Regions from separate parts of the Homo sapiens genome. Here region 1 is linked to region 2. A link is an interaction called in ENCODE POLR2A ChIA-PET data of the cell type or tissue named here. Cell type or tissue: PC-9. All regions are shown on one strand. Each heading gives the region's core, and the rest is flanking DNA. Links, peaks and the distances in the headings are about the cores only.

What was found. Peaks named below come from ENCODE experiments on the same cell type or tissue, not always from the same donor. Only the 100,000 strongest peaks of a DNase experiment are listed, where the experiment ranks them.
Region 1: POLR2A ChIA-PET joins it to region 2 with 9 read pairs; 3 of 35 experiments call an interaction of 5 or more read pairs at or near these places.

The regions. Positions count from the first base shown.
Region 1 is chr2:193,902,147-193,907,626 of GRCh38, forward strand. No RefSeq gene overlaps it. Among named protein-coding and RNA genes, the nearest start is that of LINC01821, 440 kb to the right of the region's middle. In PC-9, for the core only: no CTCF peak of the experiment used is centred there; no DNase peak of the experiment used is centred there; H3K4me3 peaks cover 1,402 bases; H3K27ac peaks cover 473 bases.
Region 2 is chr2:195,332,833-195,338,312 of GRCh38, forward strand. All of the region lies in intron 1 of LOC105376755 (a long non-coding RNA gene), which reads right to left. Among named protein-coding and RNA genes, the nearest start is that of LINC01825, 200 kb to the right of the region's middle. In PC-9, for the core only: no CTCF peak of the experiment used is centred there; no DNase peak of the experiment used is centred there.

The DNA.
Region 1 (5,480 bases), core at 522-4,521, 1.4 Mb before region 2:
CATTCAATAGTCATAAGGAAGGATATTATAAAAAGTAAATAAATCTTGGGGTGGGGGCTGTTAGGGGAAAGTCTAATTTCTTTCAAGCTGTAGTGTTCTTATATTCTCCATCACTTTCTAATTTTTTAATATCATATTTCATATGTAGATAGAGCCATAGATTATACAGGAAGCTGTTCAAATATCTATGTATGAAGCTATTCATGTAATAAAGAATTACATCTTCATATCTGCTTTCTTACATTTCAAAATTCCGTCTCTCAGAAGTATATCCTGAGTCTAATTAAATTGTAAATTTAGAATCCCCAATGAATTAAGAATCTTCCCAACCAAGCTGCAGATTTTATGAGTTTTGAAATGAACATATTTTCAATTAGAGTGGATAGTATGTGTTATTTTTTCCTGCGGGCAAATAGCCAAAATATATGCATTTCTCACTATACATACATGACACATGGAGAAGAAAGCAAATTTAATGGAACTGATGCCTTTGTAATGGCTGTGCAGGTCCCATAGGATACTCTTGTTGTGTAAGCAAATGGGTGAATGAGTGACTAGATGAGAATTTTGGGGTCACATTGCACTGCTCAATTTGGGACTGTTGATGTTTATAATTAAATAGAGAAATATCTAAATCCATACACAAAACATTGAAGGGATAATAAGAAACCACTGATGATAAGGGTATGAGGAAATTAGCAAACACTCTTACACTTCTGATGGGAATTTCAACCGATACTCTTAATTGGACCAAGGGTAAAATAATATAACAAAATGGCAAAAATAAATAACAGAAATACTCTTTAACTCAAAAATATCTCCTCCAGGAATATATTTGATAAAATGCTAACACAAGTATAAAAAGAAACTATTGCAATATTTTCTGTAAGAGCAAAATCCCATAAGCAGCCTGTCATCTACCACAGTGCACAGTTCTAGAAAATTAAAACCTAGGTGTGTGAAGTAGTTCTTAACTAGACCTTCACATCAGTATCAACCAATGTGAAAATGCTTTAATACATAGACCAAATGCTTACATTAACATGCCATATGAGCATTTTAAAAGATGTCTATATTGTGCTTATTTTATGAGACCACCAAAATAGATTACTTTATAAAGAAAAAAGAAAGGTAAAGAATAGCATTTCCATTTTAATTAAACAAAATGGTGCAGATGCATTAAATATGTATATGTGTAGGATATATATATATATATATATATATATATATATATATATATACATACTGTAAGATTACTATAGAAACAACTTCCTAGTTAACTATGTAAGTGGGAGGACAGTTTGTGGGTAGGACAAATAATATTTTTACTGTTTGATATTTTTATCATGTGCATTCATTATTTTATAATAAGATTAGGCCTGGCATGGTGGCTCAAGCCTGTAATCCCAGCACTTTGGGAGGCCGAGGCGGGCGTATCACGAGGTCAGGAGATCGAGACCATCCTGGCTAACGCGGTGAAACCCCGTCTCTACTAAAAATACAAAAAAACAAGCCGGGCATAGTGGCAGGCGCCTGTAGTCCCAGCTACTCGGGAGGCTGAGGCAGGAGAATGGCGTGAACCTGGGAGGCGGAGCTTGCAGTGAGCGGAGATCGCGCCACTGCACTCCAGCCTGGGCGACAGAGCGAGACTCGGTCTCAAAAAAAAAAAAAAAAAAAAAAAGAAATAAAGAAAACAAACTATCAGCCATGTGGAATAATTTATACCTTGGAGGTGGAGCCAAGATGGCCGAATAGGAACAGCTCCAGTCTACAGCTCCCAGCTGTGAGCCAGGCAGAAGACGGGTGATTCCTGCATTTCCAACTGAGGTACCGGGTTCATCTCACTGGTGAGTGTTGGAAAGTGGGTGCAGGACAGTGGGTGCAGCGCACCGAGCATGAGCCGAAGCAGGGCGAGGCCTCGCCTCACCCGGGAAGCGCAAGGGGTAAGGGAATTCCCTTTCCTAGTCAAAGAAAGGGGTGACAGAAGGCACCTGAAAAATCGGGTCACTCCCACCCTAATACTGCGCTTTTCCAATGGTCTTAGCAAACGGCACACCAGAAGATTATATCCCGCGCATGGCTCGGAGGGTCCTACGCCCACGGAGCCTCCCTCATTGCTAGCACAGCAGTCTGAGATCAAACTGCAAGGTGGCAGCGAGGCTGGGGGAGGGGCAGCCGCCATTGCGGAGGCTTGAGTAGGTAAACAAAGCGGCAGGGAAGCTCCAGCTGGGTGGAGCCCACCGCACCTCAAGGAGGCCTGCCTGCCTCTGTAGACTCCACCTCTGGGGGCAGGGCACAGCCAAACAAAAGGCAGCAGAATCCTCTGCAGACGTAAATGTCCCTGTCTGACAGCTTTGAAGAGAGTAGTGGTTCTCCCAGCACGCAGCTGGAGATCTGAGAACCGGCAGACTGCCTCCTCAAGTGGGTCCCTGACCCCCCGAGTAGCCTAACTGGGAGGCACCCCCCAGTAGGGGAGACTGATGCCTCACACGGTGGGGTACTCCTCTGAGACAAAACTTCCAGAGGAAGGATCAGGCAGCAGCTGTTCCTTCCTGTTCACCAATTGCTGTTCACCAATATACACTGTTCTGCAGCTTCCGCTGCTGATACCCAGGCAAACAGGGTCTGGAGTGGAACTCCAGCAAACTCCACAGACCTGCAGCTGAGGGTCCTGACTGTTAGAAGGAAAACTAACAAACAGAAAGGACATCCACACCAAAACCCCATCTGTACGTCACCATCGTCAAAGACCAAAGGTAGATAAAACCACAAAGATGGGGAAAAAACAGAGCAGAAAAACTGGAAACTCTAAAAATCAGAGCGCCTCTCCTCCTCCAAAGGAACGCAGCACCTCACCAGCAACGGAACAAAGCTGGACGGAGAATGACTTTGACCAGTTGAGAGAAGAAGGCTTCAGATGATCAAACTACTCCGAGCTAAAGGAGGAAGTTCGAACACATGGCAAAGAAGTTAAAAAACCTTGAAAAAAAAGTAGACGAATGGCTAACTAGAATAACCAATGCAGAGAAGTCCTTAAAGGACCTGATGGAGCTGAAAACCAAGGCACGAGAACTATGTGACGAATGCATAAGCCTCAGTAGCCGATTCGATCAACTGGAAGAAAGGGTATCAGTGATGGAAGATGAAATGAATGAAATGAAGTGAGAAGAGAAGTATAGAGAAAATAGAATAAAAAGAAACGAACAAAGCCTCCAAGAAATATGGGACTATGTGAAAAGACCAAATCTACGTCTGATTGGTGTACCTGAAAGTGACGGGAAGAATGGAATCAAGTTGGAAAACACTCTGCAGGATATTATCCAGGAGAACTTCCCCAATCTAGCAAGGTAGGCCAACATTCAAATTTAGGAAATACAGAGAATGCCAGAAGAGTCAGTTTTCTCATCGGCTTTACTGATGCTCCAGACTATACAAACTAAGTATCCCATATCATAAAGTATTAGGACATGAGGGCAACTGATAACTTTCTCATTCCATATCCCTCACTTTTCCTCCTTGGCTTAGCACAGTGACATTCTACTGAGCACTGGTAATGGGAGTAAGGTGGTTAATAAAAATCTTTGCTTAAAGGCCATAGTTACTGGAAAGTTAAGACCAGATTCTACAGATTTGTATTTATACGTTCACATTAAAATCACCTGTAGAATATTTTAAAACTAGATATTTGTTGGCCTCATGTTTTGAAGCTTGGATTCAGGATGCCTGGGTGAAGCTGGGGTATCTGTGTATTGAAGACCCATTGCTAACTCTAATATACAGTCTCAGTTTCTAGAGGGGGTAAAATAAAGCGTCAACATTTTTTAGACCATATGCATAAATGTTACTCTTTAATACATCCAAAAATGACAAAAGAGTAATTTAATCTCATCTTGTTTAAACACTTAAAAACCCAGAGAGAGAAAGAGATAAATTTGAAGGGATGCTGATGTGTAGCAGCGCCAAAGGTTACAATTTTCTGTTTCTCTCTGTTTGCCACTCTTCTGATTCTGTTCTGGAGGCCACTCTGCTATGTGAGAGAAAAATCCCATTTTTCCCTAGCCATCAGTCATGCAAGATCCCCCGCCATATATTTCCGGGGAGGTAGCACCTTAAATGGTAGCAGGATCTCAGTTAACCACGTAATATTCATACCAATACTTTTAGTATAAAGACAATTCAATTTCTGTAATTTCCAAGTTGTGCCTCAGAAACAATGCAACTTTTGAAAGTTTTACATTAGCCTGCATAATAAGTGCAAAGTATTTATAATGAGATTTGCTTCTGGCTGTGAATTGGCCAATGATAGAAGATCATATAAGAGTAGAGGGAAGACAGGATGTGGAACATCTTCCAATTTGGTGAAGGTACATCACTGATAAAAAGAAAGGCAGACATTTAGTGAGGTCACCTAAGAACTCTTATTGTCATAGGAAATGGTCCCAAATGGGCAGCAGACTCCATCCTGGTAGAATTTTTGAAGGAATTCCTCACTAATATAGGGTTAGGAGCATCCTAGATATTCCAGAATTCAGAAGTCTTTCTGCTTAGCAAGAGTGTAAAGGCAACTTCTCTGCCTTTAAGCAGATGGTTATAAATGACTAAATGTTTTTAAAAAGCAAGTGAGTCCAGGAACAAAGTAAATACTTACAGAAGAGGATAACACTTTGTAGTGCATCATATTGAGCATTACCAAAACCCCTTAGTACAACAATTTCATTTCATTATGATATTTTTTCCTCATTTATATATAGCCCTCTAGGTCTATCTTGTGGTACGTTGTTTACTTAAGGAAAATAATATACAATAAAATGTATTTATTGGAAGGAACTTGGTAGTAGTGCCCCAAAGACTCTTTAGTTTAGCATTTTACTATTTAATTTAAAATATATATAATTATAGTGTTATATTTTTGTGATTCTCAATATAACTAATATTTTCACATATATTGTTTAAATCTCAAAAGTACCTCATGAACTAAGTATCCTTATTACTTCTGTTTTACAGATGAGTGCAGCTCAAGTAAGTTAGCTAACTTACTCAAAACCAAATAATAGCAATTGGCATAAACATCTTTTTTTCCAACACAGAACTTCTGCCTCCCATTGGTGATAATTAATAATAGTATTTGATTTTCTGGGATTCTATGAATAGAATGTAATTTTTATTGCTTGTAGAAGCTTTCTGGCCTTGGTACTTCATTCAATCAACGTTTAATAATGTGACCTCCTTGAGGTATACTGTTAGAAAATAAAATTAATTAGTAGGAGCCCAATGGTGCAGATAACATAACTACTGAAACATCTGGTTCTCCCTCCCATGTAGGACATGGGCTCTACAAAGGGATAATTTTGAACCACAGATTTTTTTTTTGTATTGGGAAAGTAATTCATATTATATTAATAGACCACTGCACAAGATATTTAACTTTAAATGTGTCCCTTAAAAGTTAAATTGATGTTAAGATGGTTTTCTAAACTAAT
Region 2 (5,480 bases), core at 569-4,568:
GTTTAGCAGAATTTCAATACTTCGATATTTATACAGATTTCTAAACTAACCCAGAGGTCACTTTGAATCTATCTTTCTTCTTATCTATTTTATTGTATTTCTACTTCAGTTATTCTCTAACTATATCACTTTTCAAAGAATCATATTGTATAATTCAGTCAGTGGATTGCTTTTATTTCTATTACCATTATCTATCATTTGACTTGTTGAGTAACTATAATTATCAGAAAGCTTTTCTTTAAACTTTTGGGCAAAGATGATGGGCATTAAGTTTGCAACTATCAATATTGCCCAAAATCAAAGCTTTCACATGAAAAAAATTCTTTCCAAATTCGCTTAATTTTAGAAATACAAAACATAACTAAACAGCAGCTTCAACTAGGGCAAGCCCAGAAATACATTTAGTAAACCATGTTCAATCTTTTCAAAATTCAAAGATATGCCCTTCTACACTCTAAAAGTGTCTGAACATTCATTTTTGAAGTTATTTTTAAATACACTCCTCCAATAAATTAAAATTCACATTATCCTACATTAAAAATATTAGGACAGCATGAAGTCATTTGTAAGACTTTTTTCAAAAAGTTAATCATAAATGCTTAAGAATAAGAATCTTTGAGGAGTCATTTAACCTACATATACACCCACCTCCACCAATTTTGGAGACAACTGCATCAAACATACCCCAGCCAGATGGAAATCTAAATCTTATAAGAAACAAATTCTATAATCCACTACTCACTGTCAGGAAATTCTCCTTTATGTTTAAACTACAAAGCTCAGGCTACAGATTAAGCCTGTTTCCTCTAGTTCTATTCCTGGTGGAGGAGAAAAACAGATGGACACAGTCCGTCATGTAGTTGAAAACAATAATTAGGTCACTTCTTTCTCCAACATAAGGCAGAAAAAAGTTCTTTGGGTATTTTTGTATGTATTTTATTTCCTAATCATGTAAGTGGAGGCCTTCTGTGCAAAAAAATCAGCTGGTAGGCAATGCTTGTTCTTAGGAGTCTCATCTTCCAGGTATCAGCAACCTCATGTTCCCTCCCTGTTTGTCCCTGTCTGAAATACCTTAGAATCATTGCAGAAGAATATGAGATAGAAATGAGAGGAACAAGGGCTTCATCAGTTAAATGAGCCTAGTGCTTCATTTTGGCCTGAGAGCTTAATGGATCTGCAGTGAAGCAACAGTCATACAGCACATTGAGATACCAAGTGAAAGAGGTGCAAGTTCCTATTAAGGAGTCTGAGCAGTGAAGAATCTACATAAGCAATAATGGGAACTGCAGGTGTGCATTCAGCATCTGGGACTTCTATCTCAAGGCAAAGTGTTTTTCATTTCAGAAAAGCTGAAGGGCAAGAATGGCCATTGGAATAAAAACTTAAATTGGGTCTAGAATGGAGAGCAATCTGAAGACCTCAGCCATATGGAGAAAGTGTAAGAAAACTTGGAGAACGTGGAGGTATTACCAGCTTCCTACAACCTGCATCAGAGGTTAACACAGAACACAAGGGAGGAAGGCAGACATCAGTAGCAGAGAGCTCACATTTGGTTCACAGACATTCATGCCTTGATGGAGCCAACTTGATAAAAATTTACCATGCAGGATTTCAATCTTAATTAAGAATTAAGCTTTTCAATTATGTATTCATATTTTTTTAGTATTTACCACAAACATCTACTATGGAAATAGCAGTGAGAAAAACAGGGGAAAAAATTCCTGCTTTATGGAGCTTACATTCTAGTGTGACAAAATATAAACAAGATAATAAGATACATTATATAGTGATAAATGCTATAGTGAAAAAACACAAAAGTATGGCTTTTTTTTTTTTTTTTTTTGGCAGCTGCAAGATTTCATAGAGTGAAAACAGAGCTCCCATACAATGGGAGGAGACCCAAAGGGGGTTTCCACCGCCAGTTCAAATGCTTGGGTTTATATCCCGATCATTGTCCCTCCCCCTGTGCTCTCAGGCGATACATGATTTGACTATTTCTTTACCTCCTGCTTTTAGTCTAACTGGTATTTTAGTGAGCCCTCTTTACTACCTGATTGGTCAGGTGTGAGCTGAGTTACAAGCCCCATGTTTAAAGGTAGGTGCTGTCACCTTCCCCAGCTAGGCTTAGGAATTCTTAGTCGACCTAGGAAATCCAGCTAGTCCTGTCTCTCAGTTCCCCTTCTCAACAGGAAAACCCAAGTACTGTTGGGGAGGTTGCCTGACGACCGCTCTAACTGCTTCCTGCTGAATTGGGGTGTAATAGGGGTCATGCAGTTGAGATTTCCTCTGGAGAGGTGCCTTCGATGTCATGAACATTGGAGCATGGGCTAGCAGGCCAGTCCAGCAGTCCACGGTAGATCTTAGTCATGGGCTGCATCTGGGGCTCCATTTGAAGAACGATTTGTAGTTTTACAGTTTGATTCTGGAAGAGACAAACTTAACAAGGAGGTTAAAGATACAGGGATTGAAATGTATGGCCTGAAGTGTAGGGGATTATTTCTTTGGCACACTTCACAGGCCCTTGATAGTTTTGCAAAGGCTTGGCCCAGTAAATGATTTGACCATCTGATGGGTGCTATCAATGTCTGAGTAAAAGGTTTGGTGAAGGATTTTAAGTAATTTCCACTGGTTAGCTGCAGGCAAAAGTATTTTTCCTTCTTTGGTGGCTAGCCATCCTGAGGGGAGGAAACTATGTCCTTGTGAGGGTCCCCATTCTATTTCTTCGGCTGAGTACTGGGGCTTGGTTTCCTGGAGGGGATTACCCCATACTAGGGGTCTTTCTATAAGCTTTTCTAACAGAGGGTCCCGCCTTGTGGCTCTTTTGGCTTCAATATCCACTTGCCGGTTCCCTTCTATTTCCCTTTGTTTTCCTTTCTGATGACCCCATCTCTTCAGGTTTCTGTACAGCCAATAACAATCTCTTAATGGCTTCCTGATGTTTGATAGGAGTTCCCTCAGAAGTTAGGAATTCCCTTTCTCTCCATATTGCTGCGTGGGCATGGAGGACTAGGTAAGCATACTTAGAGTCTGTATATATATTTACCCTTTTTCCTTCTCCTAATTCTAGTGTATAATGGCCCCTGGTTTTGCTAGGATGTCTCTCCCTAACAAAGGAGTGGGGCTTTCAGGCATAATTAGAAAGGCATAAGAAAAGAGTAAAGTTCCCCAGTCACAAGTAGTGGCTGGGAGAAGTATCTAATGACTGCCTGTCCTAGGACCCCTCGGATAGTGACAGATCTGGAGGACAGTTGTCTGGAACAAGAGAGTAAGACTGAGAAGGCTGCGCCAGTGTCCAGGAGACAGTTAGCGTCTTGGCCCTCAATGGTCAAGCATACCCGGGGCTCTGTGAGGGTGATGGCATGGGCTGGCGCTTGCCCCGGGCACCCTCAGTCCTGCTGCTGGATCATCTAGTTAGTGGCTTCTGACTCAGAGGACCTTCGTCCCCTGGGGCAGTGGGCCTTCCAGTGATTCCCTTAACATAAGGGGCATGGACGAGGGGGCGGCTTATTTCTATTCAGACAATCTTTTTTAAAGTGTCCTTGTAGACCGCACTGGAAGCAAGCCCTATTAAGCGTTTGATTTGCCCAGCCTTTCCCTTTTCCAGAGCCTCCAAAGTCCACTTGCCTGAGGGCCATGACTAAAGCGGTGGCCTTTTTTCTTTTATCCCATTTGTCCCGTTCTGCCTGCTCCTCCTGATCTCTATTATATAAAACCAAGGTTGCCAAGTTCAATAGGGTTTCTAAGTTTTGCTGCGGGCCTAAGGTGGACTTTTGAAGTTTTTTCTAATGTCTGCAACTGACTGAGTGATAAACTTATCCTTTAAGATTAGTTGACCTTCAGTAGAGTCAGGTGACAGAGAGATACGCTTCCTCAATGCCTCCCTTAGTCTCTCCAGAAAAGCAGTAGGATTTTCTTCCTTTCCCTGTGTTACAGTGGACATCATTGAATAATTTATAGGCTTCTTCCTAGTTTTCCTTAGTCCTTCTAGCACGCAAGTTAGCAAATGTCTGTGGCACCAATATCCATGTTCTGATTCTGTGTCGCAGTGAGAGTCTACACTAGGAACTGCCTGCTGGCTTGTGAGGAATTGCTCTCCTTCTTCTGTTGTCATCCTATTATTGACCTGACTGAGATACCAGAGATCGCCAAACTCTTGGGCTACAGTTATGGTGGCACTTCTCTCATTTGGGGTTAGTGTCTGATCTAGCAGTAACATTGTATCTCTCCATGTCAGATCAAAGGATTGTCCTAACCCTTGTAAAACACCAATATAGTCATCAGAGTTATCTGAGAATTTACCTAGGTCTATTTTAGTTTGCTTCAAGTCTGACAGGGTAAAAGGTACATACACTCTGACTGGGCCAAATTCTCCAGAATACATCTTAGTGGAGTTTTTCCTTGCGGGGAACGTTTCCCATCTGAAAAAAGAACATATGGATGCCAGCAGCCCTAGTCATTTTCCAATGAGCATTAGTCATAGAGCATCCTTGATGGTCCTAATGCTTATTCCTTTCCAGGGTGCATAACCACCCATGGACCTCTGCTTATCGGATTAGTTACGCTCACCGATGTAGCAGTCCTACACCTGTTTTCCCGCCTTTCTTGACCACAAAGAAAGGGGTCTGGGCTGCTGGATTCTAGTGGTCCTTTACCACCATGCCTAACATTGCCTTTGTGCTCAGGGGTGAGTTCTAGAGCTGGGCTGGGTTCCTGAGTATTTCATAACAACCCAGCTGCCCCATCAAGATGCATTCCCATAAACAACAATTCTTATGCAAATTTGTTTCAGAGGGGGTGTAGGTAACCTTTTGAGTCAGGATTGAGATAGAGTTTCTTGATTCTGTAAGTATTTTAAGGCTTGGCTGAGTGCAAACAGCTTGTACCTTTGAACAGACCAATTATTAGGCAATTTTCCTAACTGCTTCTATAAGAGTTTCCCTATCAGTTACTGAATACCCATTGTGGTTTTTTGTTTTTTTTTTCAATCACCCAGGAGGAACCATCTATCATCCTGTCCTGAAGGGAGTTTCTCCTAGGTCTGGTCGGACTTTTGTATGGTAGTTAAGATTTAAATCCCCTGTTAGGAAATCTGCCAGGTTAAGGAAATTTTCAGTGGTTAATGTTAAGTCATCTTTTTCTAACGGAATAGCCCCATACTTTAAGATTTTTGAGTTAGTAAGCTACCTTTCTGCTTTTTTTACTTAGGATAGTTCTGAGGTGTGCTCACAATGAGGTTTCCTCTAAAAGTTATTTTTCTACTTTCTTCTGCTAGCAAAGCAGTTGCCTCTACAGATTAAATGCATTTGGGCCATCCGTGGGTTACTGGGTTAAGGATTTTTGATAGGAAGGCTACTGATTGTCAGTGTCCTCAGTGCTTTTGGGCTATGCCCTTGTTTATACTGACAACAAGGTGGTATTGGAGTGTTACAGGGTCACAGAGAAGATGTTCAATTATCAATTGTAGGTTTTAAATTTACCCT